Regions from separate parts of the Homo sapiens genome. Here region 1 is linked to region 2. Evidence: read pairs that join two places in POLR2A ChIA-PET (ENCODE). Cell type or tissue: B cell. All regions are shown on one strand. Each heading gives the region's core, and the rest is flanking DNA. Links, peaks and the distances in the headings are about the cores only. Region 1 overlaps TNFRSF1B (TNF receptor superfamily member 1B). Region 2 overlaps TNFRSF8 (TNF receptor superfamily member 8).

The links. ChIA-PET counts read pairs that join two places held together with the same protein. Peaks named below come from ENCODE experiments on the same cell type or tissue, not always from the same donor. Only the 100,000 strongest peaks of a DNase experiment are listed, where the experiment ranks them.
Region 1: POLR2A ChIA-PET joins it to region 2 with 10 read pairs; 22 of 35 experiments call an interaction of 5 or more read pairs at or near these places.

What each region holds. Positions count from the first base shown.
Region 1 is chr1:12,194,984-12,202,983 of GRCh38, reverse strand. It overlaps TNFRSF1B (TNF receptor superfamily member 1B), which reads right to left. Exons shown (of 10, transcript NM_001066.3): 9 at 813-1,017. Among named protein-coding and RNA genes, the nearest start is that of MIR4632, 7.3 kb to the right of the region's middle. RefSeq lists enhancers at 360-893, 926-975, 894-1,428 and a silencer at 967-1,165. In B cell, for the core only: a CTCF peak has its summit at 6,187 (motif pointing right); DNase peaks (open chromatin) are centred at 1,103, 3,841, 4,677 and 6,179; H3K27ac peaks cover 1,892 bases.
Region 2 is chr1:12,115,988-12,132,935 of GRCh38, reverse strand. TNFRSF8 (TNF receptor superfamily member 8) reads right to left here. Exons shown (of 15, transcript NM_001243.5): 9 at 9,559-9,652; 10 at 9,109-9,221; 11 at 6,884-6,985; 12 at 6,700-6,753. Among named protein-coding and RNA genes, the nearest start is that of MIR7846, 42 kb to the left of the region's middle. In B cell, for the core only: CTCF peaks have their summits at 7,773 and 7,977 (motif pointing left); DNase peaks (open chromatin) are centred at 6,465, 7,035 and 7,935.

The DNA of each region.
Region 1 (8,000 bases), core at 1-8,000, 74 kb before region 2:
ATGGGACACAATCCCCACAGTCCCAGTGCCTCAGACCTAAAGAGACCCAGCAACAAACTGCAGTGAGTGGAGCCCTGGAGCCACCATTTCTTCATTCATCTTCCAATCCCAGGGCTCTGGAGCCCGACAGCCTAGGGGTGAGTCTGGCTCTTCTGTTTACTAGCCATGTGCCCTTGAAGAAGCTGTTTAACCTCTCTGGGGCTCAGTTTCCTCATCTGTAAAATGGGATAACAACAGGAACTATCTCTTAGCATTGACATGCAGGTCAGTTTTATGCATGTAAAGTGCCCAGTACAGTGCCTGCTGTTCCGTAGCCTTCCATAAGTAGAAGCGATTGTTATGATTAATTATCAGTAGCTGGGCCGTGTTGGGCCTGCAGATACAGGGATGAATGAGATGATCCAGGCTCACCAGGTGTCCCACAGCCTGGCGTGGGAGACAGGAGAAGACAATGTCTGTACATGCAGTCTGACAGTCCTGTGAAAGGGAGGCCAGGGCATGGTGAGCCCGGAGGAGCAGCCAGGCCAGCTGGGGGTGGTAGCAGGGAGAAGGTTTCAGGAAAACTCCTCCCCCAGATACCAGGGACTTGGACAAGCTGGGGTTGTCCCACAGAAGGGAGGATTTTGAGGTGATAGGCCCAGCATGGGCAAAGGCGGGAGGGAACTTAGGTTCAGCGAACCGAAGGAAGTTCCCTGTGGCTCAGGCCTCGTCCCACCCTGCGGGGAGGCTCAGGAGGAGATGGCTAAGACAGAAACCAGGTGAGAAAGACCAAGGAGGCTTGGGAAGAAGCCAGGTGTGCTCCCACCTCTTACCTGAGCTCCCGGTGCTGGCCCGGGCCTCCCCGGCCCCACTGGCCTCCACGCCTGGTGCCTGTGGCTGGTTCCGAGTGGGCGCCCTTCTGTCCAACGCACTGGCCGAGCTCTCCAGGGAGCTGCTGCTGGAGCTCGGCGCTGTGATCAGCAGGTGCTGCTGCTCGGGGCCCTGTGTACCCCGGGCCTTATCGGCAGGCAAGTGAGGCTGGATGGGCAGGGGGTGGTAGGGGAGAGCAGTCAGCCCACCAGCCAGCTCTTTCTTCCCCTCTTCCTTCCCACTGCCATCCACACCTCCTGCCATCAGCACTTCTCAGTTTACGTGACGTTTCTGCCCACCCTTGCACGTTCTTTCCACACACGGCACTTTTTGGGAGGTGTGATTCTCCGTGGTTTCTGTGTTTCTGTTATTAGCACCCAGCTGCTCTACTAGAGTGTCCTATGAGGGCAGAGAATACCTGGCCCTGTTCACCAAATAGTCTTAGAGGTGGGGCAGGATTTTCATCCTTATTTTGCATAAGGGAGTAGAAGGAAAGCAGCTTTCCTTCACCCCATCTGCACAGGGAGACATGGCCCAGCCTAGCAACCAAGAGTGTGGACTCTAAACCCAGGCCACACAAGTGCAAATCATGACTCTACCACTCACTTGCTGTGTGACCTTGGACAAGTTACTTAACCTCTCTGTGCCTTTTTTTTTTTTTTTACTCTATAAAGGGAGAATAATAGCCTACCTCATAGGGTTGTTGTGAAGATTAGATGGCTGAATATTTGTAAAGTGCTTAAAACAATGCCTATTACATAGTAAACTCCATACAAGAGTTTGTTAAATCAGAACTAGGCAAATGATTGCCCAGAGGCCCAGTACAGCCTGCCACTAAGAATGGTTTTCACTTTTTTTTTTTTTTTTTTTTTTTGAGACAGGGTCTCACCCTGTTGCTCAGGCAGGAGTGGAGTGGCACAATCATAGCTGACTATAGCCCTCGATTTTCCAGGCTCAAGTGATCCTCCTGCCTCAACCTCCTGAGTAGCTGAGACCACAGGCACGTGTCACTGCTCCTGGCTAATTTTTTTGTTGTCGATTGTTTGTAGAGACAGGGTTGTGCTATGTTACCCAGGCTGGTCTTGTACTCCTGGGCTCAAGCCATCCTCCTACCCTGGCCTCCCAAAGTGCTGGGATACCAGGCGTGCACCACCACACCCCACTGGTTTTCATGTTTTAAATGGTTGAAAAAAAAATGTTTAAGAATAATTTGTGGCCAGGCTTGGTGGCTCATGCCTGTAATCCCAACACTTTGGGAGGCTGAGGCAGGCGGATCACCTGAGGAAGGGAGTTGGGGACCAGCCTGACCAACATGGCAAAACCCCGTCTCTACTAAAAATACAAAATTAGCTGGCGTGGTGGCTCATGCCTGTAATCCCAGCTACTCAGGAGGCTGAGGCAGGAGAATCGCTTGAACCTGGGAGGCAGAGGTTGTGGTGAGGCGAGATCGAGCCACTGCACTCCAGGCTGGGCAACAAGAGTGAAACTCCATCTCAAAAAAAAAGAATAATTTGCGGCACATGGAATGGTGGGAAGCTCAAGTTTGGGTGTCCAGTAGCACAATTAGATAGGAACACACCACTCTCAGTTGGGTGTGTGCTGTCTATGCATGTAGCTGCTTTCTTGCTACAGAGGCAGGTTTGAGTAGCTGTCACTGAGACCATACAGTCCACAAAGCCTGAAATTCCTACCATCTGGCCCTTTACAGAGAAAGCGTGCAGACCTTTGCGCTCAGTCAATCATTCCGGGGCAGAGAGCGCTCACGTCTGAGACCCTCTGCTGCACTGCCTCAGCCTCTTGTTCCAGAGTCCGCCCACAGGCTGCTCTGCAACTTCCCCTGATGTCTTCTTCCCGTAGAATAATAATAATATTATTAGCTGACATTTGAGTGCCACCCAATGCCATGCACTGTACCTACATCCCTCCAGACAATATCTATATTGATTCTTCCAACAACCCAGTGTTATCCTTGCTTTGTGGAAACTGAGGCACGGAGAGATTGAGTTACTTGCCCAAGGTCACGGTTAGGACATACTGTGGCTGGGCTAAATCCCAAAGGGCCTTTCCTGGGTGTCTGGGGTTTCAACTCTGGAGGCTCAAGGCAAGGTCCCCATTTCCAGACACGCACACTGAAGAGAGGCTGGAAATTCCTCTCCCAGGCTGTTGTCTGTTCCCACTGGCTGGCCAGGCGCTCACACCCTTGCCTTGGAATTCTAAGCGATTGTTTTCTGATCCCAGCAAAAAAGGAGATGGCACAGGCCACATTCCCAACAGCTGCCCTGGCCCCTGGCCTGCCCAGGATGAAAACAAGTGTCCCAGGCAGAAAGAAGGAGGGTAGAGATGAGTGAAGGGCTGATGGGGCTCGCCAGCACTGCAGCGGGAGGTGAGAGCAGGGGTGGAGCGAGCAGCGCAGGTGCCACCGCCCCCCAAGAAAGGCTGAGACCTCCTGCCTCCCTCCAGAGGGAGCTACAATTCCAGATGTGGTCTGAGAACAGATGCGAGTACCAGGGTCCTCTCTGTCCAATCCCTGCAGCCCCCGGCTCCCATGGCTTCTCGGACACCTGAGCGCCACCTGCACCCTTAATTCCCCAAGGCCACAGCCTCTCACTCAGGACTGGAGGGATCTCGTGCAAGCCATCCCCAAGAGGCCACGGAGGCCCAGAGAAAGTGCATCCTGTGCCCAGCATCACACAGCTGGTCCGTGGCAGGAGCAGAAGCCTAGACCAGCTTCCCCAGGAACCCCCACACCCTCCCTGGGCTGGGTCCCCCAGTTTTGGAGAGATGGAGGGCATTGCAAGTTCATGCTGAACCTCCGCCCAGGTGGTCTGACCCTGGTCACTGCCCACAACTGCCCCCCAGCCCTGCTCTGAGCCTGGAAGGGGAGGAGAAGCAGCCAATTGTCACTCCTCACAACCCCACAAAAGGGGTTTTTCTGGCCTGTGCCCCACCCCCTCTGCTGGTGGCTACAGCCAGGCAGAACAAAAACCCCCAAAGGTCACGGCCACCTCCCTCCTCCCAAGCCACAAGTCGCAAAGTTCAAGCAGCCCCAGGTGGCACAGAAGCAGGCTGAGTCCTATTCCTTGGGCTGGGACCCCAGTAGAGCCGAGTACTGAGGAGCCTCATTCAAAACACAGGATCCCAGGGCCGGGCGCAGTGGCTCACACCTGTAATCCCAGCACTTTGGGAGGCCGAGGTGGTCACCGAATCACGAGGTCAGGAGATTGAGACCATCCTGGCTAACAAGGTGAAACCCCGTCTCTACTAAAAATACAAAAAATTAGCTGGGCGAGCTGGTGGGTGCCTGTAGTCCCAGCTACTTGGGAGGCTGAGGCAGGAGAATGGTGTGAACCCGGGAGGCGGAGCTTGCAGTGAGCCAAGATTGTGCCACTGCACTCCAGCCTGGGCGACAAAGCAAGACTCTTTCTCAAAAAAAAAAAAAAAAACAGAATTCCAGCCAGCCAGCCAGCCAGCCAGCACCCTCAGCTCCCGGCCCCTCCTGGCCCAGCCCTGCTGGGCAGAAGCAGAGACCCAGCAGAGCCACGGGCCAGGTCCTCCAGGTTCCTGCTGTGTCCGTCTGTTTGTGTGTTCACAAGGCTCACACACCTGTGTCTACAGGCGTGAGGGTGTGAAGCGTGCACACGTGTGTCTATGTTGGGGGCATGTGTGCATATCTGTGAGTGACGTAGTGAGTGTGTGCGCTGGGGTGGCGAGGAGAGACACTCCTAGGTTCGTGTCCCAGGCCGTGATCATTAGCTGTGCCACACTGGGAAAGTTACTAACTTCTCTGGGCCCATGATTCTTGGGCCATATAATGGGGGACAAGAATCATACTGCCTGCGTGTGGCAGCATGGCTGTGAGAATAAAGAACGCTGGGCACAGTGCCTGGCATCCGTTCAACACCCGATAAATGTTCGCACCTGTTATCAGACGTGGGTCCGTGCATGAGTGTGTCCGTGTCCATGGGGGTGATTGTGGGTAAGCTCACATATTGGTTTTTTTTTTTTTTTTTTTTGAGATGGAGTCTCGCTCTATCGCCCAGGCTGGAGTGCAGTGGTGCGATCTCAGTACACTGCAAGCTCCACCTCCCGGGTTCACGCTATTCTGCCTCAGCCTCCGGAGTAGCTGGGACTACGGGCGCCCGCCACCACGCCCGGCTAATTTTTTTTATTTTTAGTAGAGATGGGGTTTCACTGTGTTAGCCAGGATGGTCTCGATCTCCTGACCTCGTGATCCGCCCCCCTCGGCCTCCCAAAGTGCTGGGATTACAGGCGTGAGCCATGGCGCCCGGCCACATGTTGGTGTTTTCTAAACAAAGGAACGCCACTGTCTCCCATGCCCTGGACGTTCTTTCTGTGGCAGGAGGAGCAGGTGGGTGCTGAGTCCACACTCTAAGCCCAGCAGCCCAGCTCAAGAGGACTCTCCACTGGCCTCTTATCAGGAGTAGCTGCTGGTTGAGGAGTAGCGTGGGACACAGGCATAAACCTGATTCAAACCTGGGCTATGCCACTCACCTAATGATCTAATCCTACAGGAAAAATGGAACCTCCCAGAGTCTCAGTTTCCTCCTCTGTAAAATGGGGGTGATGATGCTCCCTGCCCCACAGGGATGCGTGGGGACTCAGTCACAAAGAGCCTGGCAGGGCTCAGCCAGGGCTGTGCTGGGATAAGCTCAGGCCTGTGCAGATTTCCTCCCAACTCCATATTCAGGAAGGTCTTGGGAGTTGGAAACTGGCTACAGTGTGAGTGTTTATACCACAGAAATTAGCAAACACCACAAATCAGGGTTTGGGGGTTTTTTTCTGCACTAGACACACCACTGGGGCACTCAACAGATACTTGAGTCACTCACATTCAGTGAACACTGAGAGCAACAGTGAAAGGAAAGGGGCCAGGCGTGGTGGCTTATGCCTCTCATCCCAGTACTTTGGGAGACCGAGGTGGGCAGATCACTTGAGGTCAGGGGTTTGAGACCAGCCTGGCCAACATGGCAAAACCCCGTCTCTACTAAAAATATAAAAATTAGCCAGGCATGGTGGCGCATGCCCATAGTCCCATCTACTTGGGAGGCTGAGGTGGGATGACCACTCGAACCCGGGAGGCGGAGGCTGCAGTGAGCCAAGAGGGCGCCACTGCACTGCAGCCTGGGCGACATAGCTGTCTCAAAAAAAAAAAAAGAAAGAAAGAAAAAAAAAATGGAAAAGGGAAGCAGAGGCTGCTAGGCCACACCCAGGACATCTTCAGTGCACAGAGGATTGGGAAACGCTTGGTGGGGAAAGGGAAGGTGACAGCTGGGCTGCTGCGGAAGAGCTTGGGGGAGACACCTGCTCTACGCACGCCACCAGGCGGCAACCGTCAGTGTCACTGAATTGAAGCTGGAGAAAGGGAGCAGTGAAACTCGCTCGCCGGGGAATGAGAAAATTTCCTCCCCACTGAAATACTGTAGGGCAGGGCAAAGAGCACTGAGATGGGAGTCCAGAGACACACTGCGGTGCGACCTTGAGCAACTCAGTTTTCCTCCCTGCATCTCTTTTCTTGTCACCAAAATCAGGGGATGAAATCAATCTATCTGATTCCAAACACCTGGTGTAAGCTTCGGGTATTGGGCTGCCCAGGGCTGAGCTGTTCCCTCGAGCAGTGGTTCTCCACTAGGGGTGATTTTGCCCTCCAGGGGACACTTGGTGATGTCTGGAGAATTTTTGATTGTCACCACTGGAGTGGGAATGAGGCTGGCATGTAAGTAAATAAAGACCAAAGATGCTGCTGAATAGCACGGGACAGCCCCCACAACTAAGTAAGATATTTTATTTATTTATTTTATTTTATTTTTTCTTTTGAGATGGAGTCTTGCTCTATTGCCCAGGCTGGAGAGCAGTGGTGTGATCTCAGCTCATTGCAACCTCCACTGCCCGGGTTCAAGCGACTCTCCTGCCTCAGCCTCCCGAGTAGCTGAGACTACAGGCACGTGCCACCACGCCTGGCTAATTTTTCTGTTTTTAGTAGAGATGGGGTTTTACCATGATGGCCAGACTAGTCTTGAACTCCTGACCTCAAGTGATCCATCTACCTCGGCCTTCCAAAGTGCTGGGATTACAGGAGTGAGCCACCGTGCCCAGCCAAGATCCTTTTTAAAAATATTTATTTTATTTAATTTTGTTTAGGGATAGGGTCTCACTGTGTTTCCCAGGCTGGTCTTGAACTCCTAGACTCAAGCAATCCTCCCACCTTGGCCTCCCTTAAGTAAGATGTTGTCTCAAATATCCATGAGGTTGAGAAGTTCTTTCTCTACCTGCCCCTGAGGTCGAGAAAACTCATCAGACTCTGTTTTCTCATCTGTCAAATTGGGTAAAAAACCTGCCCTGCCTACCAGGTGCAAGGCTGTGACAGACGTATGTTCTGGCTCACCCCATACCCACTTCCAACCCCCCTCCCTTGTCCTCCTCCTCCATAGAGGCTGGAAAAGCAAAACACCCTCTTTCCCAGCTTCCCTCGCAGCTAGGGGTGGTCATGTGACACTGTCTGGTCAGTGAGATGAAAGAAGTCTACCCAGGGCTTCTGGGAAGGCATCCGATTTACTGATAAGGGCACCATGGCTGACCTGGCCACCTGCCCCTTCTTCCCACCTCAAACTTAGAGGTGACATATGAAGTGATGATTACCATCTTATGACATGAGGCCACAAACAAGAGAACAAAAGTCAACACACTAAAGATGACAGAGCCTGGGGTCCTGCTGGCACCATGCAAGGGGATAGTGGAGGCCATTCCAGCAGACACCAACCCCTTGACTTCTTACAATGCAAGAAAAATAAAGCCATTTTTTCTAAAGTCACCTGTAGGTTTGGGGTTACTTGCAGCCAAATGCCTTCCTGATGGAGAATGAATGAAATACTATGATATGACACACTGTTGGTCTGTCTCTAACAAAAAGCCTTCGCAGGCCCTACTTTATAAAACAGATCAAAGGTGAGTTGCTTTGGGAGGACCCAGGGCCCAGCCCCACAGCCTCTACCTCAAACCTGAGAGATGACCACTTCCCCCACGCCCAAGGGCCCTCTGTGGGACACTGGGCTATCCCAGAATTCAGTTTGAAAACCACTGCTCTCTGAGAAAGTGCTCTGTAAACACAATGGAGGCAAGGAGAAACATCATTG
Region 2 (16,948 bases), core at 3,953-11,952:
TCAACTTTGGGGCTTGTTGAGAAGATTAAAAGAGATATCAAAAGTGAAGGTGCCCAGTGGTAAATCAGGTTGATTTTTTTTTTTTTTTTTTTTTTTTTGAGATGGAGTCTCGCTCTGTCACCGAGGCTGGAGTGTAGTGGCACGTTCTCAGCTCAATGCAACCTCTGCCTCTGGGGTTTAAGCGATCCTCCTGCCTCAGCCTCCCAAGTAGCTGGGACTACAGGTGCGTGTCATGACACCCGGCTAATTTTTGTATTTTCGGTAGAGACAGGGTTTCACCATGTTGGCCAGGCTGGTCTCAAACTCCTGACCTCAGGTGATCTGCCAGGCTTGGCCTCCCAAAGTGCTGGGATTACAGGCATGAGCTACTGCGCCCAGCCAAGATTTGATGTGATGAGCATGACGTTTCACCTCTGTGGTCTTCTTCCCCCAATGCATAACTCCAGTCTAATCATGGGGAAGACATCAGACAGATCCCAGGAGACAGGCGTCCCGCAAAACACCTGATCAATACTCAAAAACTGCCAAGGCCATCAGGGAAACTGGTCTTGAGAAACAAGATCTGAGAAACGGCCACAGGCCAGAGTAGCCTAAGGCGACATGATGACTGAATGTGACGTGGCTCCTGGATGGGATCCTGGAACCTTAGGCAATGCAAGGGAACCCTGAACACAGTGTGGGCTTTCGTTTGTAATCCTGTGTCAATAATGGTTCACATATTTTGACAAATGAACGATGCTGGCTTAAGATGCTAATCACAGAGGAAACTGGGTGTGGGGCATGTGGGAACTCCTGTGCTGTCTTCTCCAATTTTCTGTACATCTAAAACTATTTTTAAAAATGAGACTGGGCGTGGTGGCTCATGCCTGTAATCCCAGTATTTTGGGAGGCTGAGGTGGGCAAATCACGATGCCAGGAGTTCCAGACCAGCCTGGCCAACCTGGTGAAACCCCATCTCTACTAAAAATACAAAAATTAGCTGGGCATGGTGGCGCGCGCCTATAATCCCAGCTACTCGGGAGGCTGAGGCAGGAGAATTGCTGGAACCCGGGAAGCAGAGGTTGCAGTGAGCTGAGATTGCGCCATTGCACTCCAACCTGGGCAACAGAGCGAGACTCTGCCTCAAAAAAAAAATGAGGACTAGCTGGGCACAGTGGCTCTCGCCTATAATCCAAGCACTTTGGGAGGCCGAGGTGGGCAGATCACTTGAGCTCAGGAGTTAGAGACCAGCCTGCACAACAAAGGGAGACCTGGTCTCTACAAAAAATAGAAAAGTTAGCTGGGCGTGGTGGTGTGTATCTGTAGTCCCAGCTACTGGGGAGGCTGAGGGATCACTTGAACCCAGGAGGTCAAGGCTGCAGTGAGCCATGATTGTACCATGGCACTCCAGAGTGACACCCTGTCTCCAAAACAAAAAACAAAAAACAAAAAACTTAAAAATGAAGGCCACTTAGAATGTTTTTTTGTTTGTTTGTTTGTTTGTTTTGAGACGGAGGCTCGCTCTGTTGCTCAGCCTGGAGTGCAGTGGTGCAATCTCAGCTCACTGCAACCTCCACCTCCCAGGTTCAAGAAATTCTCCTGCCTCAGCCTCCCGAGTAGCTGGGATTACAGGTGTGTGCCACCATGCCTGGCTAATTTTTTTATTTTTAGTAGAGATGGGGTTTTGTCTTGTTGGCCAGGCTGGTCTTGAACTCTCGACCTCAGGTGATCCACCCACCTTGGCCTCCCAAAGTGCTGGGATTACAGGTGTGAGCCACTACACCTGGCCTACTTAGAATTTTTAAAAATTAAACTATTTTAAAAAGAAGGTGTCCAGGATGCTGTTGAGCACACAGCAGGTTCAGGAAAAGCCCAGGATGGTAAGTAACATGGCTCTGCACTCCGTCACACTGAATGGAAAGTCAGAGTTCAATACCGACTCTCCCAAACAAGTGTAAAATCACAGAGGTAAAAAGGCGGAATCTGGAAGGCTCTGACATTGACAAGAGCCGTGTTACAACCCATGAGGATTTTGATAAAGACCCAGAACAAATCTTGCCAAGTACAGAGGTCAGATTTCATAACTGCTCTTCCCCTAAAAATGTTGATTCTATCTGCTAGTCTTATTTGTTGGTTTCCTTGCCTTTTGGAATAACCACTGTCTTCTTGTAAGCCTGTCTGGTACCCCCAGGGACACAAGTCCAGGACCATGCTGGGCAGCAGCAGGCCCCCTTGCACAAGTGCACGGTGTCACAGGCTGCTCTGAAGCCCACGCTCACGGAGCACGTGCGTTCTCACATGCGATGTAAAGCTCTCGGTCCCTTCCATCCCTGTTATTCTCCACTTTTAGTCCCCTCCCCTCTCTGGCCTGTGATTCCCCAGTGCTGTGGGAAGCAGAACAGGCCCAAGGGGGGAATTTGGCACAGAGGTTCAGCTAGGCTTTGGCAACAGGTACCCCGAGATGCAAACCCCGGGCTCCTTGGAGAGGCAGCTGATTCCAGGGCCGGGGCAGGAGCACACAAGTTAAGCTGGGAACATCTCAGAATAAGGGACGTGCTCAAAGCACAGGATGAGGATACACCAAAGCACACAAGAGCCAGCTTAAAGGGGCTCTCCCTGACCTCATCTGGGACCATTTGAGCACCAAAATAAAAAATGATGGTAAGAGATTACAACCCATTGAACAGAACAGGGCCCCATGAATCCATACAGATATAAATATGTAAGTGAAGAAAATTAAGTTCTGGGCTGGGCGCGGTGGCAGCTCACGCCTGTCATCCCTGAACTTTGGGAGGCCGAGGCGGGAGGACCACTTGAGGCCAGGAGTTCGAGACCAGCCTGGCCAACATGGTGAAACTCTGTCTCTACTGAAAATACAAAAAATGAGCCAGGCATTGTGTGGCACACGCCTGTAATCCCAGCCACTTGGGAGGCTGAAGCAGGAGAATTGCTTGAACCCAGGAGGCGGGGGTTGCAGTAAGCCGAGATCACACTACTGCACTCCAGCCTGGGTGACAGAGCCAGACCCTGTCTCAAAAAAATAAACAAATAAATAGAGAAAATGAAGGTCTGCTGAAGAATGGGCTATTGACATAGTCTCAAGTAACGCCCCTAAAGACTTAGTAATGACCGAGGAGCAAATGGAGACGTCACAGTGGAGAGGCCCGGCAGGACATCACCTCCGTCGAGCGCTCAAAGTACACAGCACCAGGAAAGGGAGACATCGAAACCTGGCAGGACGCCCTGAGAGAGAAGAGGCCAGCATCATTCCTGGGACCTTCCAGCCCAAGATGCATGACCTGAATCCACTCGGGAGAAAACACCAGACAAACCCAAAGCAAGGAGCATCCATGAAATCACCAGCCTGCGCTCTTCCCAGTAAGTGAAAGAAACGCCTGGGGAACGGATCCGGACAGAAGGAGACTCGAGAAACCAGACAAGCAAATGTAACACGTGGCCCTGAGCTGGAGTCCTCTGCTATAAAGGACATTATTGGGACAAATAAAGAAACTTCAACAGGGCCTGAGAATTCATTGTGGGTCATGTATCAGTGTGAATTCCAATTCTGACGATCCTTACCACATCGTGTAAAATACACCCTTGTCTGTCTGAAACACACACTGAAGTTTTCGGGGTGAGAGACATCCAGTCAGTCAGTTACTCTCAAATGGTTCAGGTCAAAATGAATTCTTCATACTTATACCATTTCTATAAGTTTGAAACTGTTTCAAAACAAAAAAAGAATTTCTTTCAACCTAAATCTCCCTGGAATAATAGAAAATGACTCAAGTGCTCATAAAAATGAAGGATTAAAAGAATTTTAAGGCCAGGCATGGTGGCTCATGCCTGCAAACCCAGCACTTTGGGAGGCCGAGGCAGGCGGATCATGAGGTCAGGAGTTTGAGACCAGCCTGGCCAACACGGTGAAACCCCGTCTCTACTAAAAATACCAAAATTAGCCAGGCATGGTGGCAGGAGCCTGTAATCCCAGCTACTCAGGAGGCTGAGGCAGGAGAATCACTTGAACCCGTGAGGCGGAGGTTGCAGTGAACCCAGATGGCACCAGTGCACTCCAGCCTGGGTGACAGAGCGAGACTCTGTCTCAAAAAAAAAAAAAAAAAAAGAATTTTAGACCAGTGGTTCTCAACCAGGAGGTTTTCCCCAGGGGCCACATGGCAATGTCTAGAGACATTTTTGGTTGTCCCAAGTAGGGAAGGTTACTGGCATCTAGAGGGGCTGTACAACGTCCTATAGGATAGCGCTCCACAGCAAAGAACCATCCATTCCCAAATGTCAATGGTGCCAAGGGTGAAAAATCTTTTTACAAACATCTCAACAACCACGATAAAATCCCCGTCCTACGGCTCACCCAGCACGTGGCCTTAAACGAATTACTTCACCATCCTGTGCCTTAGGCTGCTAATCTGTGCAACGGGGATAACAGTAAGTACCTCACAGGCCACCGGAGGAGTGGATGAGATCACGTGTGTGCTTTGCAAATGCCTGTCACCGAGGACACACACGGGAAGGTCGATCCACTCGAGGGCTGGTTGGTGGGCCTCTCATCGCACCTGCACGGACCACAGATCCCTGATGTGCTCACTGCTCAAAGGAACCAAGAGCACCCTCTGCCCCAGGTCTGGGATGTGGGAGGCCAAGGGGCGCACACTCCCCTCCCGTCTGCCTTTGGCCTCTGCGGGCAGTCGGAATTAGTCTAAAAGCTTGGAGGGAGCTAGAACAGCTTCTGGGCCCGGCACAGAGCCTGCAAGGAGGAAGTGCTCCGTGAAGACCATGTGAATAGATGAATGAACGAACCAATAAACCAGTGCCAATAAACCAGTGCTCCTTCCCTCCTTCACCACCCACGGCTCAGGAGGGAAAGGGGCATCCGGCCAGCTCGGTCCATTCTCACCCGGTGCTCTGTGAGCTTGCCTGTCTTGGCTTCACTTTCTGTCCATCTTGAGCCTCGGAACCCAGACCCCAAGGTCCCACCAGAAGCTAGAGGGTCAAAAACGACCTGAGATAAGATGTCCACCATTGAGTCTCAGGGCTCAGTTCTTTGTAGACCTGGCTTCTTAGGGGAAGGTGTTTTCTTTCTTTCTTTCTTTTTTTCTTCTGTAACAAAACTGCTCTCACAGAGGTTTGAAGAAAAAAAATAAACTGACGGCAATGGAAATTCTAATACTAGAAAAATGTCAAGAAAGCAAACGCCGGTTTCAATGAGACACTCAGCCTGACAGGTCATGGAAACAGGCTTGAAACTATCAAAACACAAAAACCCCCCTTGCACAGGGACCACAGTGCTTGCTTGTGAAACTCGTCAAATTCAAAACATGCCTCAGTGGACTGTGTTTTTGTGCCCAAGTCAACAGTCAGCCTATGCAAGGGCCTCTGCAAGGGTCCTGGGGAGATCAGGGGACGGGCCAGGGCCTGGCCTTAGGCTGAGCACGTGGCTCTTGGGTAGGCATTGCGATGGTGGACAGAGCTGGCAGGGGGAAGGAAGAGGGGACAGGGCTGAGCCCTTTACAAACCAAAACCCCTAGGACCAGTGCCTGAGGCTGGCTGTGCCACTGCCAGGCTGTGTGGCCCTGGGCCAGCCGTCCACCTTGCTGAGCCCTGCCTCCTCCTTGCAGAACAAAGGTCATCACTGGGGGAGTACAGGAAGCCTGTATGGGAGCCCACCTTGCAAATCAGAAACGAAGGCTCAGACGATTCCCCCATCAGAGCCCAGCACAGAGCAGGCACCCAATCCATGCCATGCAGTGCTGAGGAAGACCCTGGCCTGCCTTGAAGGGGCTGCCCAGGAGAGAGAAGGTGCTTGGCACAAGATAGCTGGGAGCCCCCTGCCCCAGGTGAGAGCTAGAAGACACACGCTGTATAGACGACCCTGCCTGGACAGGTGAGGAGGGTTCCAGCTCCCAAGGGCTGCCTGGAAGAGCTGGCCCAGAGGCTGGGCAGGGATCAGAGTGCAGGGACCAGGGAGGGGGTCAGAAGCACCCAGGACTCAGGAAGGCCTGAAGCTTCCAGGAAGGAAAAAGCCCCAGGCACAGGCCAGCCTGTCAATAGGCAGCAGCCACCGATTGCAGGCAGGTACTCCACGATGCGCTTAACAGCCCGACCTCGACGAATCCACAGGCCAAGCCTCTGAAGTAGATTCTACCATCTGCATTTTCCGGATGAGGAAACTGAGACACAGGACAATTCAGTAACTCACCCAGGGTCACACAGCTTGTAAGTGGCAGAACCAGGGTCCCTCTTGCCCCATGTGCTCCTTTCCCCTCCTGCCCCTGGGCTGACTTGCCAGGTGGTAGAAGAGGGGGAGAGAGGGGAAAGAGAAAGAGAAGGAGGGAGAGGGAGAAAGGGAGGGTAGAATGTAGAGAGGAAGGCAAGGCTGGCAGGAATGCCCCCTGGGGGTACTGGAGGAAAAAGTGACAGACAAGATAGACTTTTAAACGTTCATGCCAGCATCCATCCAGGTGCTGCTCTGGGCAAGCCACACAGTCGTCACACCCAGTACAGTCTTCACCTCATTGCATTCTCCACACGCATGAGTTTTCACCCACATTGCATCCCTACAGATGTACAGAATGCGACAGGAGCCACAGACAGGGAGCTTCGAGGCTGGGGTAGAAGTTCAGTCTCTGGAGCCCACGCCCCGGGCCCAGAGCTGCCCTGTGTTCCTCTGGCTCGGGCAGCCCCTTTGGACGGCTGGACACTCACCCACAAGCTCTAGCTTGGGCTGGGAGGTCTGGACCGGGTAGCACAGGTGGAGCTCTGAAACGACACCAGGAGGAAGGCTGGGGGTGGCGGCCTCAGAGAGCAGGAGCAGGCAGGGAAAGAACCCAGGCCAGGCTGGCAGAGAGCAACCTGTCCTCCCCAAGGCCCCAAGGACACAGCCACTTACTCTGCCGAATTCGCTTCCTGCAGGCCCTCCGGTGGCACAGGAGGAAGGCGCTGGAGCCGACCACCACAACCAACACCAGGATCACCCAGAAGAGCACTGGCCCTGGAACACAGAGACGCCCCACACTCTTTGCCTTGCTGCAACCACACAAGACAGCCCCAGCCCCAGACGACTTCCTCCTTCTCCTGGGACACAGCTTCCATCATGGCTAACAACAACAGGTCCTTTCCAAGCCAAGGCTCTTATCTCATCCAGCCCTCCCTCGCCTGGCTCCAGGAAGCTGATCAACTATTGAAGGCTGAGAGAAGGGCAAACTGTGTCTAGAGAGTGAGAAATTGAGGCGTCTAGGAGCCAGAACAAAGGAATTGAGGTCCAATAGACCAAAATTTGGGGACTGTGGACGAGGGCCCGGTGTGACCGGCATCTGGCAGCACTGCTGGTGTGGCCGGAGTCAGGGTGGGGAGGGCCAAGCAGTGAGGGGAAGGAAGAGGTTGAACCCAGTCCCCTCCCGGCCAACCCTCTAGACCTGCTTGATGAGGGCAGGCATGGAGTCCCCACTGCACATAAACACACCCCACAAGCGTTCCCTGAATGAATGATCCCCAACCCTATGCCCTAGGCACCGTCACTACCTTCAGTTTAAAAATGAGGGGAGCTGAGGCTCACGAAAGTTCGTTAAGTTGCCCAAGGTCACCCTGAGAGTAAGTGGCAGAGCCCCAGCCCAGGCCAGGCCAGGCCGGGGGGACTGCAGGGCCACGCTCTTAACCCCTATCTAGATCTACTTCTTCACACCTCGGTACTAAACTCGCTTCGTTTTTCCCTTTTGTCACTTACAGAGATCATAGAGCTAGTGATTGCACTTTATTGAAGTCCATGTTTAGATGTTTAAAAAGTAGTATATGCCAGTTAAGTGCTTCTCAAACGTTAATGTGCACATGAGTGCCCTGGAGATCTTGTTAAAGTGCAGTTTCTGATTCTCTAGGTCTGGGATGGGGCCCATAATTTGCTTTCCTAACAAGTTCCCAGCCGGTGCCAATGCTGCCAGACGGGACCGCACTTTCAGAAACTCTGGCCGGAGCACTACTGCCACCTCGTGTCAGCCACTAGAACTGCAAGTCCTAAAATGAGTAACCTGGCATCTTTCCCTAAGAGCTAACTCTTGGGGGTTTTGTTTGTTTTGTTTTGTTTTGTTTTGTTTTGTTTTGTTTTGTTTTGTTTTGTTTGAGACTGATTCTCATTCTGCTGCTCAGGCTGGAGTGCAGCGGTGCAATCTCGGCTCACTGCAACCTTGCAACCTCCGCCTCCCGGGTTCAAGCGATTCTCCTGCCTCAGCCTCCTGAGTAGCTGGGATTACAGGCGCGCGCCACCACGCCTGGCTAATTTTTGTATTTTTAGTAGAGATGTGGTTTCATCGTGTTGGCCAGGCTGGTCTCAAACTCCTGACCTCGTGATCCACCCACCTTGGCCTCCCAAAGTGCTGGGATTACAGGCGTGAGCCACCGCGTCCAGCCTAAGAGCTAACTCTGACAGAGGCCGTCTACAATGCTACACTGCTTATAACCCTGCACGGTCTCTGCCATTACCATTGTATAGATGAGACAACTGAGGCTCAAAGGCTCGAACAACTAGTCAAAGTCATGAAATCAATCAACAAAGACCTATTTTCTGAGTAGCAATTATAAGCCACGAGGATGAAGCTGTGAAAAAAATTCCTGCCTACAAGAATTAAAGAATAGTCACTAGCAGCCAGGCGCAGTGGTTCACACCTATAATCCTAGCACTTTGGGAGGCTGAAGCAGGTGGATCACCTGAGGTCAGGAGTTTGAGACCAACCTGGACAACATGGCAAAACCCCGTCTCTACTAAAAATTAAAAAAAAATTTAGCCAGGCGTGGTGGCAAGCGCCTGTAAACCCAGCTACTCGGGAGGCTGAGACAGGAGAATCTCTTGAACCTGGGAGGTGGAGGTTGCAGTGAGCCAAGATGGGTGCCACTGCCCTCCAGCCTGAGCAACAGAGTGAGACTGTTTCAAAAAGAAAAGAATAGTCACTAGCAAGTGCCAGAGCCACAGCACCAACTCAAGAAGCCAGAAACCTGGGGTCAACCTTAATCCCCCTTCTCAGACCATACCCACAAAGGAGAAGCTCCCTCCTGGCTCCCCCAATCCACACTTCCCCAGGAGGAAGCCCCTGCTGGGAGTAGGGGTGAGTGGGCTGGGACCATTACCTGCATCCAGAACGGGCTTCCCCGTGGAGGAGAGAGCGACGGGAGCGCTGGTTGGGATGGGCAGCGTCTTACTGGCCTGGGAGTCCACCAGCAAGCTCTGAGTGGGGCTGGTGCTGCGGGGAGAAGCCCAAGGCAGGAGTGATGAAGATGGGAAGAGGGAAGTGGGTCTTCAGGAATAATTCCCTTTCTCTGGAGACTGCGCAACCAGAGCCTGGGCCCCTAGATCCTCTGCCCCGAGTCTCTGCCAGGCATTTTGAGGGCAGGGACTGGGTTTCAAGGCCTTCTGGCTTTCCAATGGTGTCAGCAAAGAGATGGGCACACATTTAACAAAAGAGCAGCCCAGGCCCCACCTCCACCCCCAGCCCAGCTGCCTCCCAGGCATCCCCTGGGCATGGCAGGGACAGCTCCCTCCTGCAGCAGCCAAACAGAGAGAAGGGGTGGGGGAGTCACCTGGCAGGCGCCTCGCCATTCTCTGGGGTGGGGTTGCAGTCCGGCTGGGTCCCCAGGGGTGGCGCCTCAAAGGTGGTGTCCTTCTCAGCCATATCTGCAGAGGGGACGTAACATCTGAGAACCAGCGCCAAGGAGGCTGGTGTCTCCAGGAAAGAGTTAACCAGCAGGGACTGGTGGCTTCCAGCGAGGCAACACCGTGGGAGCTAAGACAGTCAGATTTGTGTTTCAAAAGATCAAAGTGGAAAAGCTGGCCAGGCACATTGGCTCACACCTGTAATCACAGCATTTTGGGAGGCTGAGGCAGGAGGACCACTTGAGGTCAGGAGTTCGAGACCAGCCTGACCAACACGGTGAAACCCCATCTCTACTAAAAACACAAAAATTAGCCAGGTGTGATGGCACACACCTGTAATCCTAGCTACTCAGGAGGCTGAGGCAGGAGAATCGTTTGAACCCGGGAGGTGGAGGCTGCAGTGAGCTGAGATCATGCCACTGCACTCCAGCCTGGGCGACAGAGAAAGACTCAAAATAAATAAAACAAAGTGGAGAAGTTGCTACTTGTCTCTAACAGCTGTGGTCACCCAGGAAGGTGAAACAGTGACGCTAGACCTTTTGCTTTTAAGAGAAAACTGAAATCGCCTAATGTTTAAATACAGCCTCAATTTTTAAAGTTTTTTTCTTTTAAATCAACTTTATTAAGGAATTATTTATTTATTTATGTTTAATTTTTTGAGATTGAGTCTTCCTCTGCTGCCCAGACTGGAGTGCAGTGGCACGATCTCAGCTCATTGCAACTTCTGCCTCCCGGATTCAAGTGATTCTCCTGCCTCAGCCTCCTGAGTAGCTGGGATTACAGGTGCCTGCCAACATGCCCAGCTAATTTTTGTATTTTTAGTAGAAACAGGGTTTCACCATGTTGACCAGGCTGGTCTCGAACTCCTGACCTCAAGTGATCCGCCCACCTCAGCCTCCCAAAGTGCTGGGATCGTAGGCGTGAGCCACCATGCCCAGCCTAAGGCAACATTTATATACAAGAAAGTATCCCCTGGCAGGGTAGGGTGGCTCCCGCCTGTAATCCCAGCACTTTGGGAGGCTGAAGCAGGCAGATCACTTGAGCTCAGGAGTTCGAAACCAGCCTAAGCAACATAGCAAGACCCTGTCTCTATTTTTAATAAGTAAAAATAAAAAAAGAAAATGTCCCTAAGTGTGTACAGCCTGATGAGTTCTGACAAAGGTAACTAACTCCAATCAAAATACAGAACATTCTCATCCCTCCAGAAGGTTCCCTAGTGCCCCTCCTCACTCACTCTGCCCCCACCTCCAGATCCAGGCAACCACCGATCTGCTTTATGTCACTATAGAGGAGTGTATCTGTTCCAGAATTTCATGTCGACAGAATCATGCAGTATGTACTCTTTGGGGTCTGGCTTCTTCCACTCTGCATAATGTTTTTGATATTCATTCAGCTTCATTCCTTTCTGTTGCCAAATGGCGTTCTGTTGTACAGATGAACCACTGTTTACATACCCGTTCGCTAGTTGATGGACATTTGGGTTGTTTCCAGTTTGAACTATGACGAACAAGGCAGCTGTGAGTATTCTTGTGCGTGCCTCTGTGTGAACGTATAATTTCATTCCTCTTGAGTGCCTAGGAAGGGTGGCTGGATTGCTATGCTGGCCAGACGGAATGTCTCTGAAGGCCAGTTCATAGCTGGCCACCACTGGTCTGACCCAGCTACCTTGTTTTACAGATGGAGAGAGCCGCAGGGCTGGAGCTACAGCCAGGAAACAGAGATGGCGAGTTCCAGCCCAGAGCACTCTCCTCTGGATGGCACTGCCTCCTGCCTGGGGACTGGGCACCTTCTTCAAAGCTTCCTGCTTTTCTGGGGCAGGATAATTTGGCCCACATTAGAAGTGGGTTATGCTCAGTCACTACACCTCTCCACCCCCAGAGCCCTGGTGGAGGCACCCCTTTTTGATGTGGTACAAAGCAACCCCACACACATACCCACATCTCCCCTCTACAAAGTGTTCGTGACGCCTCTCAGATTTTTCCTCAAATAGACAAAAAAGTAAAGCCAGGATTAATTTATTTCTTGCATTGTAGGGTTCTGAGGAACCCCCCTCTTTGGGGAAGGTCACTGGACTCTTACCTGAATTAGCTGGAGCCTGGAGACTATGGGGAAGATGATGCGATGTGTTATGATGGTTCCTACATGCTCGTTAATCAGTATTTGAATCAGTGTTTGAAAGGTCATTGGGTTTCAGTGAACACTTACTTTGAGTGGACTGGAGCTCTGATGCTCAAACCCATTAACTGTGGCTATTCCCAGTCAGCATCATGAGGAGAGAGCCCCCTGCCTGCTCTCCAAGGCAGCCTGATGTAACTAGACAGGCCCATGGTCTCAGCTGCTGCTGAAACACCTGCTGAAATCCAGCGACAGATCTGCTGTCCCTCCTGTATGTGCAGAAGGGGGGAACCTAGTATCCCTTGGGTGCCTCTCATCCCCTCTCTGAATATACTATACCTAACTTGTAACTTTCCTTCTTCCTCCCTGAGTCAGTGATCCTCCCCTTTTCCTCCTCTTTGGATTTGAAGGTGAGGAGAAGGCATTGTCTAGCCCCTAGTTGGTCTGCCTGTGTTCTCTGGTAATGGCCTACTGGAAGAGAAGAAAAGAACCTGCCTACTCAGCCTCCATTTAAGAACTAAAAAAAATATTATTTACCAGATGGATATACTTCTCTTTAAATCCAAACACCCAGTCCTTGGGCCATTTAAAGAATTGTCTCAGCATCAAGGCCAAACAGATTCTCTTTTTGTACATCCAGCAATCGCTTAAAATCAGGTGAAATTTCATCTTCATATTTGGACTGTATATTTCTTGTCATCTTTTTCTTTTCCCGGGAGTTTTCAATTGCCTTTCTTTTTCTTGTTGATAAAAGGACAGTGTGCCCTCACCATATCCTCAGGCTTTTCAACTCTACTAATCATGAAATTTACTACAATTCTCTCTTCTATTCCTGGGAACACTTCCTCGGAGCCTTCCTTCCATTTTCCTGCTCTGATCTGGCTCAACTGGTCTATACCACATCATTCTGGGACTTCCCTTCCTTGCTCTGCTAGGATGGAGTGCTGGTCTCTAGATTCCATGGCTTCCTGTTGTTTTTCTTTTTTGCCCCCTCACTTAGCTGAATTACATCTTCAAATATCTTCCTAGGAGAGGATATAGGAAGAAAAGCCTTCTGGACCTTTTATGTCTGAAAATGTTTTTATGCTGCCTTCAAACTTGATTGTAATTTAGCTGAAGTGACTGTAATTTAGCTGGGTAAATTCTAGGTTCAGAACTAAGAAGGAGGTGGGTGGGTGGTGTCTTCCAGTGGAAGTACTCTGGGCTGACCCTTGGGATCCCTGCATTCTGGTTCTAGCTTCGGCCCTGTGCTTCTCTCTGGGTGTAAAACGAAGGGGTTGTATCAGACCAGAGGTATCCAGCTTTGACTAGTCCTCAAAAACATTCTGACTATGTGACCAGCACAATGACCTAGCCACTCCTCCTAGGTATTTACCCATGAAAAATGAAAATATACATCCACCCAAAGACTTGTACAAGAATCGGCCAGTCATGGTGGCTCATGCCAGTAATCTCAGCACTGTGGGAGGCTGAGGTGGGAGGATCGCCCGAGCCCAGGAGTTCAATGCTGCAGTGAGCCAAGATCATGCCACTGCACTCCAGCCTGGAACACAGAGTGAGACCCTGTCTCTAAAAATAATAAAAATAATAATAAAAGATATAAGATAAATTCATACATGTTAAAAAAAAAAAAAGAATATTCACAGCTGTTTTCATTCATAATAGCCCTAAACTGGAAACAACCCAAATGCCATCAACCGGCAGGTAGATAAAATCATGGTGGTGCATCTATTACATGTAGCGTGGGTAATTTCCATTAATCCTGCTTTGCTCTTGGTAGGTCCTTTTGACCTGAAGTCTATGCTTCTGGTCAGGTGCACAGAGAAATTGAGGCTGCCACTGTGGGGGAGACGCCTGGAGCACTTTGGGGTGCCAAAGACCTGTGGCTGGTGGGGGATGCACAGAGGGAATCAGGGAGTCAGGACACTTTTGCAGACATGAGGCCTGGCACGTGCCAATGTCTGCATTGGGAGAGCCACATCAAGGTGGTCACCAGGCCAGGCAGCAGGAGCAAGAAGAAACAAATGGCCGGGCGCAGTGGCTCACGCCGGTAATCCCAGCACTTTTGCGAGGCCGAGGCAGGCGGATCACCAGGTCAGGAGTTCGAGACCAGCCTGACCATCATGGTGAAACCCTGTCTCTACTAAAAATACAAAAATTAGCCAGGCGTGGTGGCGCGTGCCTGTAATCCCAGCTACTCAGGAGGCTGAGGCAGGAAAACTGCTTGAACCCGGGAGGTGGAGGTTGTGGTGGGCCAAGATCGCGTCACTGCACTCCAGCCTGGGCGACAGAGTGAGACTCTGTCTCAAAAAAAGAAAAGAAACAAACAAACAAACAAAAAAACAAATGCAACCAGAAGCCTCCTTCCTCCTGCGATGGCCCTCTAGCGCCCTCTGCTGGCAAGGCTTAACTGCATGCTCCCTACAGAGGAGAAAGGCGGAGCCATCGTTGATGGCAGGGCAGGGATGGAAAGGTGAATGGAGAACCTAGAGATGATGGGCTGATCACAAGCACACTTTCTAAAAAGCCTTTTCTTGCCCTCTGATCCCATATTGTTCCTTTTCATAGCATTCTGTGCCCACCTTATGGATGTAACGACTTCGTGAATTTTTCTGCAGACACGAATTTAATGTTGCTAAGTACTCTTCTATTCCTGGATTTATCAAAGCTTCATGTGTGGTAAGAATTTCTGGTTTCGTATCTTTTTATTCTCCTTTGTAGGGCTGGTTTTTCTTACAAATCTTTGCTCATTCATATTTATTTTAAAAGGGTTATGCTTGGCCGGGTGCGGTGGCTCACGCCTGTAATCCCAGCACTTTGGGAGGCTGAGGCAGGCAGATCACCTGGGGTCAGGAGTTCGAGACCAGCCTGACCAATGTGGTGAAACCCCGTCTCTACTAAAAATACAAAAATTAGCCGGGTGTGGTGGTGCACGCCTGTAATCCCAGCTACTTGGGAGGCTGAGGCACAAGAATAGCTCAAACCCAGGAGGCAGAGGTTGCCGTGAGCCGAGACCATACCACTGCACTCCAGCCTGGGCAACAGAGCGAGACTTTGTCTCAAAAAGAAAAGGGTGGGGGGGGAGGGTTATGCTGCATCCACCAATAGATAAATGTGGCATCTATACACAATGGAATACTACTCAGCCATCATAAGGAAAGAAATCAAGTCTTTCGCAGCAACATGGATGGAACTGAAGGCCATATTCTTAAGTGCAGACATTCAGACACAGAAAGACAAATACTGCCTGTTCTCACTTCTAAGTGGGAGTGAAATACTGTGTCCACACGGAGCTGGAGAGTGGAATAAAAGGCAACAGAGACTTAGAAGGGTGAGGGGGTGGGAGGTATAGGTAGGTGGACCATGAGAAATTATTTAAGGGGTACAATGTATGCTATTTGGGTGAGGGATACCCTAAACGTCCTGAGTTCACCACCCAATCTAAGCATGTAATAAAATTACACTTGTACCCCATACATTTATGCAAACAAAATAAAATCCTAAGGACTCTACTGAATATTCCAGTCACTGAGCGGGGACAGTTTCTTCTGCTGTGTTAGTATGTCCTGTTCACAATGGGTCTCTTCCCTGAGTAGGAAGTTGGCCAGGGAACCCTGGGCCCATGGGCGGAGAGTGTGAGCTGGCAGCCTCCATTTCAGGGTGATGGGGTGTGGCTAGCCTGTTGACAGGTGCACTTCCAAATACCCAAGTAAAGAGGGCTTTACAAACAGAGTGACAGCACCCCACTAGTGGCCCGAACTTTCCCCGGATATTCCTTCAATGTTCTGACTCAAGAAGACAATTGTTGGCCAGGCACGGTGGCTCACACCTGTAATCCCAGCACTTTGGGAGGTGGAGGCGGGCAGATCACTTGAGGTCAGGAGTTCCAGACCAGCCTGGCCAACATGGCAAAACCCCGTCTCTACTAAAAATATGAAAATTAGCTGGGTGTGGTGGCGGGCACCTGTAATCCCAGCTACTCGGGAGGCTGAGGCAGGAGAATTGCCTGAACCCGGGAGACGGAGGTTGCAGTGAGCTGAGATTACACCACTGCACATCGGCCTGGGCAAGACAGCGAGACTCCATCTCTAAAAAAAGAGGAAAAAAAAAGACAATACTGGGGATTAAAAACTCAGGCATCATCTGTGCAAACTGGTCAGTGGCCATGCCATGCCATTGTAATACATTTTGAAGTTGTGTTTGAAGATTTAGTAGTCCCAGGCCACTACACCTCACACCTCTCAACTTCCCTCCCGCTCTTCATCTGCCTGCCTCTTCCAAGCCCAGAGCCTCTCTGGGGGTCCTAGAAGCAAGTCACCCCTCACTTCTCTGGCAGCCCTCACAGAGTCACATTGGGTGACCTTCCCTCCACTTGGTTTTTTTTCTTTTTTAGGCAGAGTTTCGCCCTGTTGCCCAGGCTGGAGTTCAGTGGTGCAATCTCGGCTCACTGCAACCTATGCCTCCCGGGTTCAAGCGATTCTCCTGCCTCAACCTCCTGAGTAGCTGGGACTACGGTGCCCACCACCACACCCAGCTAATTTGTGTATTTTTAGTAGAGACGGGGTTTTGCCATGTTGGTCAGGCTGGTCTTGAACTCCTGACCTCAAGTGATCCACCTGCCTCAGCCTCCCAAAGTGCTGGGATCACAGGCGTGAGCCACCACGCCTGGCCATTCCCCTTGGTTTTGTCACCACTCTTCCATCTGTTTTAAACCACCTGGAGATTTGTTAAAATCTCTCAAAGCCCTTAAAAAACAAAAAACAACAACAACAAAAAACTGTCAGGGTTTTAGTTTCCTGCACACTGGTAAAGCCAACCGTCCTGTTAGAAATCTCTTCAGAAACTTGATATTCATCTCTCTAAGTCAATAAAACAGCCTTGCAAACAGGTCAAGATTTTACCAGCCCGGGGCTGGGCATGGTGGCTCAGGCCTGTAATCCCAGCACTTTGAGAGGCCAAGGTGGGTGGATCACCTGAGGTCGGGAGTTCGAGACCAGCCTGACCAACATGGAGAAACCGCATCTCTTCTAAAAATACAACATTAGCCGGCTGTGGTGGCGAATGCTTGTAACCCCAGCTACTCAGAAGGCTGAGGCAGGAGAATTGCTTGAACCCAGGAGGTGCAGGTTGCGGTGAGCCGAGATTGAGCCATTGTACTCCAGCCTGGGCAACATGAGCGAAACTCCATCTCAAAAATATAAA